2 separate regions of the Homo sapiens genome follow, and region 2 is linked to region 1. The links are chromatin contacts, found by Hi-C or POLR2A ChIA-PET in ENCODE. All regions are on one chromosome and are shown on one strand. Each heading gives the region's core, a stretch centred on a gene start or an enhancer-like site at or near the end of the contact. The rest is flanking DNA. Distances are from core to core; before and after follow the strand shown.

What was found. A loop is a pair of places that touch in the nucleus more often than their neighbours do. ChIA-PET counts read pairs that join two places held with the same protein, here RNA polymerase II (POLR2A). Pooled maps may share reads with other maps.
Region 2: a pooled map shows a loop between it and region 1 (2.2-fold over the local background). The contact joins two enhancer-like sites. A Hi-C loop is called at or near these places in 1 of 168 maps with a recorded cell type or tissue (GM12878), 4 of 37 single-sample maps with no recorded cell type and 8 of 50 pooled maps. POLR2A ChIA-PET finds 5 or more read pairs at or near these places in 2 of 52 experiments (CD8-positive, alpha-beta memory T cell and activated CD4-positive, alpha-beta memory T cell).

Annotation. Positions count from the first base shown.
Region 1 is chr6:16,429,836-16,433,565 of GRCh38, forward strand. The region is part of intron 6 of ATXN1 (ataxin 1); the gene reads right to left. Among named protein-coding and RNA genes, the nearest start is that of GMPR, 190 kb to the left of the region's middle. RefSeq lists an enhancer at 2,735-2,794. Within about 2 kb of position 2,441, at least 2 of the 41 ENCODE cell types and tissues checked have a DNase peak (open chromatin) inside an H3K27ac peak, as active enhancers do.
Region 2 is chr6:16,668,174-16,671,977 of GRCh38, forward strand. The region is part of intron 2 of ATXN1 (ataxin 1); the gene reads right to left. Among named protein-coding and RNA genes, the nearest start is that of ATXN1-AS1, 91 kb to the right of the region's middle. RefSeq lists a silencer at 2,523-2,602. Within about 2 kb of position 2,073, at least 19 of the 41 ENCODE cell types and tissues checked have a DNase peak (open chromatin) inside an H3K27ac peak, as active enhancers do.

The DNA of each region.
Region 1 (3,730 bases), core at 1,191-3,690:
CACAGGCAGTTCAGTGATTCTTTTCTGAAGATCACGTGGTGACTGTGGGACGTGGAGCTCAAACCCAAGTCTGTGGATTCCTAGCTGGAGGCAAATTCTACCACATCACATTTTTAAGTACACGTGCCTGAAAAGCTTGCCACTCAGGCAAAATCACAATAAGACTCAGAATCCGTAAGCGACTAAATTTGCCTGGAGTGACATTATTTTTGTGGCGGGTGTTGAGACTGAGAATAGAGTTAAATGTTAGGAAAAAAATTCTGAAGTTTACTGATACATTGCTTGGACCCCAAAGTCCCTGCACTCCTTAGACAAGTGTTGGAGGGAAACGGCCACATCAGGGGTGAAGTGGCATTTATCCACTAGTATACTCCAAGATGTCGCGAGTCCCTGAATCCCCCACATCTCTGATTTGGTCTTCCAGCAACTATTGGAATAAGGCTATATGATTTGTGCAACAACAATGAAAAGAAGGCAGGAAAGAGGGAAGGAAGGATAGGAAAAAAAAAAAAAGAAAGGGAAAGAAAAAGAACACCGTACTGCGACCACTAGTTATTAACAGCCCAGCCTGTGGTACACAAAGCTGACAGTTATTATGAGTAATTAGCACAAAGGAAGGTTCTGTATACACACTATTTCCAGACATGTTTTTGAAACAAGGGCTTTGCCTTTTACCACCAATAATTTGTCTTGTTGTATGTTGTTACTTACACAGATGTTCCATGATTTTTTGCATATGGCTCAGCCAAAGAAAGCTTTTTCCCCTTCCATTTTTGGGAAAGATGCAACTGACTGTGTAAGGGAGAGGAGAATGTCTAGTTTTTACATAATGTCTATGGCGATGATAGGGGTGCAGTGGCTGGTGCTGCTGGTGTGTGTGTGTGTGTGCGCGTGTGTGTGTGTGTGTATGTGTGTGTAGTAACAAGATTCCCCACCCAATCTTGCCAACCATATTTCATCTAACTCTCTTGACTGAGTCATTCCTATGGGATTAGGGAGTACTGCGTACATCCAAGGTTCGTGGTGTTTGCTGAGATAACACATTATCAAAAGCCTCTCTAAAAAGGGTTGAATATTTACAGAAGAAAAAAGAGGCGGGAGAAATGTGAATGCATTTGAGATTTTTTTGTTGTTCTTTCTTGGCAGTCTTTACAACTGACAACAGCAGAGCCCTCTCATGTTTCTATGACCTTCCTCAGCACAGTCCGGAATGCACATGTACGGTATCAGAGAGCAGCCCGCCTCCATGTTTTCTTGGGAAGGAGGGTCTGTGCAGATGTGGGGTTTTTTTGGGGGAAATGGGTGTGGGGGTAGGAGCAGGAGCGTAGATAGGAGTGGTGAGATTAAATCCAAGCATACCAGGTTTTTAGAATAGAGAAATACAACTGGCTGAAATTATCAGGGAGGAAGAGCAGACTAAAAAATATACATCTCTTTTATTGCAATACCACCAATTGAGAGAACATTCTGCTGGGGGGGATGTCTGCCAAGGACTTCTAATTCAGTTTGTTCCACCCGTTTTATTTTTAAACTCGAGTGCAGATTTTATTCCTGGAATGTTATAAGATTGGTGTGGGCAGAAATGGGCAAATTCACTTCAGAAGTGCTTTATAACAACTTGGAAAAGACCCTCTAAAATTCTCCAAGTACATTTTAGGGGTGAAGTTCATTTCTCTCTTTTCTGAAGAAAGCTGCCTTGATTTTGCAGAAGTAAAACTCGAGTATAATTTTGAAAGCATTTCAAAATAGTGATGCTATCTATTGGGTATTTAACTATTTTCCAGGGAGTATTATAACAATTTGCATAGTCTCTCATTTAATTCTCACAACTACCTCATCACCCCCATTTACGGGCAAGAAACTAAGGCAGGGAGAACTGCCAGAGTTGAGTTCAAATCCAGATCTCCACGATATCAAAATCCTTCTTCGCCACTATGCAACTGTGCTTTCGTGTATTCATATCCAGGACATCATAAACTATCAATACAGACGATGTATTAAATAAATATACAACTTGGCCATCAGGCTACTATTTATCATTCTAACAGGATGGGGGCAAAAGCAGATTCCTTAGCCTGCTTTTCTGATGAGAGATCGCGGGGGAGCCAAAGGCAGTTTGCAAAAGAGGACCAGTCTCTGCGCAGGAGTTTTGGTGGTAAACATGTGAGGGTATCCAGAGAGTGATGGAAATGGTGGATAATCTATTTATTTTGAAATACCAAATGGTACTAATATAAAAACTTGTTCAACCTACTTTGGCAACATTAAATATGAAGGGAATGTACCTTCTTCCCCTCCTCCAAAAGTATTTACTTCAAAAATCGATTTCCTCTGTCACTGGTTATTGCTGCATTTTGCTCAGTGGTTCTGAGAAACCGCATGGAAAATCACAATGTTACACTCGTTAAATTGACCCTGCAGGGCTCTACCACCAGTACATGCATCATCCCAAGAGGTAAAAAGGCAAGGCTGCCAGGCTCATGCTGAGAATATCATCATGAAATCAACGAGGATATGCAAATCTCTCTGTTCCATAGCTCATTTGCATGGTTTTCATTGGTTTTGTAGAACCTCTATACTAAATGTCAATTTCCTTTTCTTTCCTAAAGCTTATTAGCTGTGTGTGATGTTTACAGCTTGAAGACCAAACAGATTTAATAGTTAAAACATTTAAACTATATAATTTAAAAGCATGCAAGGAAGAGGGAAAAAAAGAGGCTCTGATGTAGATCAAACATGTAGATATATTTGTGCTGTTAAAATATGCTTTCCAAGTTTGGAAGATGCGGAGGCCTCATGCATGTCTGTGCACACATAAGCACCACCACAAAATTTGCTTAACCTATTTCTTTTTTCTTTTCTTCTCTTCTTCTTCTTCTTTTTTTTTTTTGCAATGATCTAGAAGAAGCAGAGACATTTGCTTATAAACTATGAAGGGCTTGAACCCAGCCACTGAGTACACATTTTACTCACAATGAAATCTGCATGGAAGCCTGCCAATGTCTGGGCTGACATTCAAACATTCCAAGTTTCTATGTATTTCAATCTCTCAAAACTAATGTTTTAAAACTCTTGATATTTTCTGAGGCACTACACAGTTCAATCCTCACCTCTCAGTTCAGAGTGAATATACAGCAATAATTCTGCTTGAAAGAAGTGCAAAGAAGGTCTTTTGCTGTGCAGCATGTAGCTCGATCTACCGCAACAATACAATGAATAGGTTATGGGTTTTGTATTATTATTTTCCTTTGTGCATCAGATCTAGAAACAGGGTGAGAAAAGAAGGTTGAAGAAATCTTTTAAAAATCTATAAATATTTAAATATTAGTTACATAGTAGACAATGTCCTATAGCCATGCTTTATGGAATAAAGCATAGAATCTTTTGCATTTCATGTGGCATCTGAGTACATTATCTACTGCTACTAGTTATTAGTTCACAGCTCTGCCAAGAGGTAATTGGTGATCCACACCTTCTGAATACTTCTTTTTGGGAACTTTAGCACAATTAGCTGATACCTCAAATTTCACCTGGACCGCAACAGAAACAGCTGTTCAACATTAAATTAAATTTTATAGTTGTTGGCTTTAAGGAGGATAAGAAGAACTGAGTGCTCCAAGGAGATTTTAGAGGTGGGCAAAAAACAGCAACCTGCCCCTACAAGCAAAGAGAGATGTCCCTCCTGGTTAAGCACCCCTTTGTCACGTGCAGCCCAGAGGAAGTTGTGATA
Region 2 (3,804 bases), core at 823-3,322, 240 kb after region 1:
TTTTTTTTGTTTTTGTTTTCTTATTTTTTTGTTTTTATTACTAAAGTTTTAGGGTACATGTGCACAATGTGCAGGTTTGTTACATATGTACACATGTGCCATGTTGGTGTGCTGCAACCATTAACTCGTCATTTAGCATTAGGTATATCTCCTAATGCTATCCCTCCCCCCTCCCCCAACCCCACAACAGGCCCCAGTGTGTGATGTTCCCCTTCCTGTGTCCATGGAACACAGGCATGTTTTTAACGTTGATTTTATTTTTAAACATCTTGCCTTTTGGTCTTGAGAGTCAAGATATTAGCCATGTAATTGAACCAGAAGCTTTAGATATTATTAAAGAGAACAGGAGTCTATAGAGTTCAGCCAAGGGTGCCCACTGAGAAGCTCCATGCTAGTTTATTTGTGACTTTCTCAGGGAAGAGAATTAGGTCTGTCCTACTGCAAACTGAAATAGAATAAAGTAGGATAGTATACTAACTCTTGGCAAAAAATTCTCAGCCATTCTTAATGACATCCATACCTCCAGTTCCATGCCCTGTTCAAGCATTTCGTATACCTCTGTTTTCAGTAGGAATGCCACAAACTGGTATGGAGCTTTTATTATTTTATTTTATTTTTTATTTTATTTTATTTTATTTACTTTATTTTATTTTGAGATAGGGGTCTATGTTGCCCAGTCTGGTCTTGAACTCCTGGCCTCAAGCAATCCTCCCACCTTGGCCTCCTGGGTAAGGATCTTTGTAATGAATATTATTATTTGGATGACAGACTGCAGGAAGCCCAGAATCCACCCCATTTTCTTGGCATCATAATTACTCTTTGAGAAATTGTGCTGTACACTTTGTATAAAATGAGAGCATGTAAATCAAGCAATAATAACAACAATCCTCCCATAGTATGTCAAACTCACGAGGCATTTCCTTCTCCTCCAAACCCTCCTTTCTCTCAGACAAACCAAGTAATTGAAGACATGTATTTTCAAGGAACATGGCTAAGAGCAGACTGTTTCTTTACCACATCAAACTTCTGTGCAGAAGTTAAGAAAGGAGAATCACTCTAATGCTTATTCCTAATGACTGTGATAGACTTTCTGCCTTGAATGGTGCATTTCCATTTGTAAGCTCCATTTATAGAATCACACAAGTTTTTGCCTTCCTCTGAAACCTAACACCCTGATCTTACCCTTTTTTGTATACATCACTCTTGGTGGAAATTTTCAACAACCACAAAGGTGGGGGAAAGGGCGTGGCGTACACTGACTCCTTAGTCATGTTTCCTGATGTTGCCATTTTAGTGTATTTTAAGTATTTACTTATGGCAACAATTATAGTTCACAAAGCACTGTTCTCTTTTTCCATCCGGCAGACCCCCTTGGTGTGCTCTACTACAAAAGGCAGTTTTCTGAATCACTGCTATTAATCAGTAAAGAATTGATGTCCCTATTTGGTGAATAGCAAACTGCTCCTATTGCTCTCTGAACTGAACTGAACAATCTTTTTTTTTTTTTTTTTTTTTTACTTTAAGTTCTGGGACAAATGTGCAGAACGTGCAGGTTTGTTACATAAGTATACATGTATCACGGTGGTTTGTTGTACCCTTCAACCCGTCATCTAGGTTTTAAGCCCCAAATGCATTAGGTATTTGTCCAAATGGAACTCAGCAGTCAGCAAAATATATTAAATTTGTCAGTTCTAGAATAACTCTTGTTGCCTACCTCCACATTCACATTGGTGATGTCTACTCCCTGTCCTCACTCCTGAGCACCTGTCACCTCAGACCACACCACTGAAGCTGACCACCCCATGACCCCCAACCAAGAAAGGGTAAGCCAACACAGAGAAGCCAGGGTGGGCGCTCAGAGAGACTCCTGGGTCTGGTCACTTCTGTGGGTCCACTAAGCCTGTTCCTGGTACCCCAATATCACTAAGTGGCCCAACTTAGAAATACTAGAATCAACTCCTCTGCCTTCCCCCTTATTCCACAGGTCAGCAGGGACCAAATCCTATCAATTCTATTTCCTGGTTATGCTACTTGAATCCTTCCCTTTCTGCCTCTCCAGCAAGTCTGGCTCTGCCGTCACTCACCCCTCGTGCCCTCTCACCCAGATGTCTGCCTGCTCTCATGGTTCTCCAATCACCTCTCCAGAATGCCACAAAAGCTGGCTCTAGAAAATACAGATCTGATCCTTGTACTCTCCAAACTGAAAACCATGGTGACTGCAGTATACTCTCCAAACTATCACTAAAGAGGAAGGGGGATGTGAAACATATACAGTACATTACTCTCTGCGATCTTCCTCTGTGCTATCAACAAGCAAGAAAAAAGAGATCTGGAGAAAACAGATGTGGAGGATACATGCAGAGGACCAAGAACCAAGATTTTATTCAGATTTCCTTCCGTTTTTACTTGGCTCATCTATATTTTGGGTCAGTTTTTTAGAACTCAATTTGACTTTTAATCATTAAAAATGATCCTAGAAGCATGTCCTGTGAGGCACTGCCAAGTCGCATTGATGCATTTCATTACTGCTTGAAAGGCCACATATTCAAAACACTACTAGAAGTCAGGCTAAAGAAAATAAAATGATTTTGGATATTTTTAAGCAGTTACTAAAACAGAAACAAATGTTATTTTTAATCTCTGGCTCACTGTAAACTGACAAGATATGAATATGAATTTTACCAAGTAATGTATAATAACTGCTTCTGCTCACCACAACCACATGCCAACAACTCAATTTTATATTTCATTTCGATGTTACATGTGGAACATATAATCTAGATTACAAACCATCCTCATTACAGTCCATTTACTCTAGCTAATTTTTGATAGCATGACATCATTAGCATAAAAAAGCTTAGTGAATAACTATTCTGAAATTTGCTTTTATAAAAGTCCTTGCAAAGTTTTACATTTCTAAACAAGTGAAAACCAATAGCTGAAAAATTGTAAGATGATGCCATAATTGTCCAAATGTTGCTCAGTTCACCAACAGGCTTACTGAGTAGGTTCTTTAGAAAGAAATTCTGCCAGGTAGTTTGTAATAAGAAGTATCTGCTATGGATCATGCCTTTACAAAGTTTACATTCCAGCAGGGAGGAAAGCATGTACACAATTGGCACTTTTCTTTTCTTTCTTTTTTTTTTTTTTTGCAGTAACGTAACAGAATAAGAGAAGTACAAAAGAGCTACAAAGTCTCAAAAGAGGAACCATTTTATGCAGGAGAGGGTATCAGGAAAGATTCTGGTAAGAAAGTGGGCCTCAGGAGCTAGGCAGATGGGAATTTTGAACTCTAAGTGTCTATTTCTGAAGTGAAACTAATCAATGTGTTTCTACAGTTAACATTTATTGAGCAACTACTATGTGTCACAAAGTTCATAAATGTTATCTCTAAGCTTCCAAACAAACATGGAATGACAGCCTGGTTACAAATGATTAAAAAGGGACTCACAGAGTCTATTAACATTCCCAAGAGTCATTAGTTCTTACTGAACATTAGTAAGCCAAAGGCATATTTATATCAACACAAGAGTTAATCACACAGAAAAGATGACAGTCTTAATTCGAACAATCAAGGGTCAAAATCATTATATATTTTGAATACGAATATGGTTGAATATGACAAGGATTTGAATACGTCAAAACACAAATCACATTCCCTGACATGTAACTGAAATGACAAGAATATCAAGAACTTAAGTACATGTTTATTCTAACCTCTAACATCAGTATTATGCAATGATTTCATTTTAAACTAAATGATTAAAATGTACCTTTGTTTTAAAATAGGTATTTGAGTTTCTA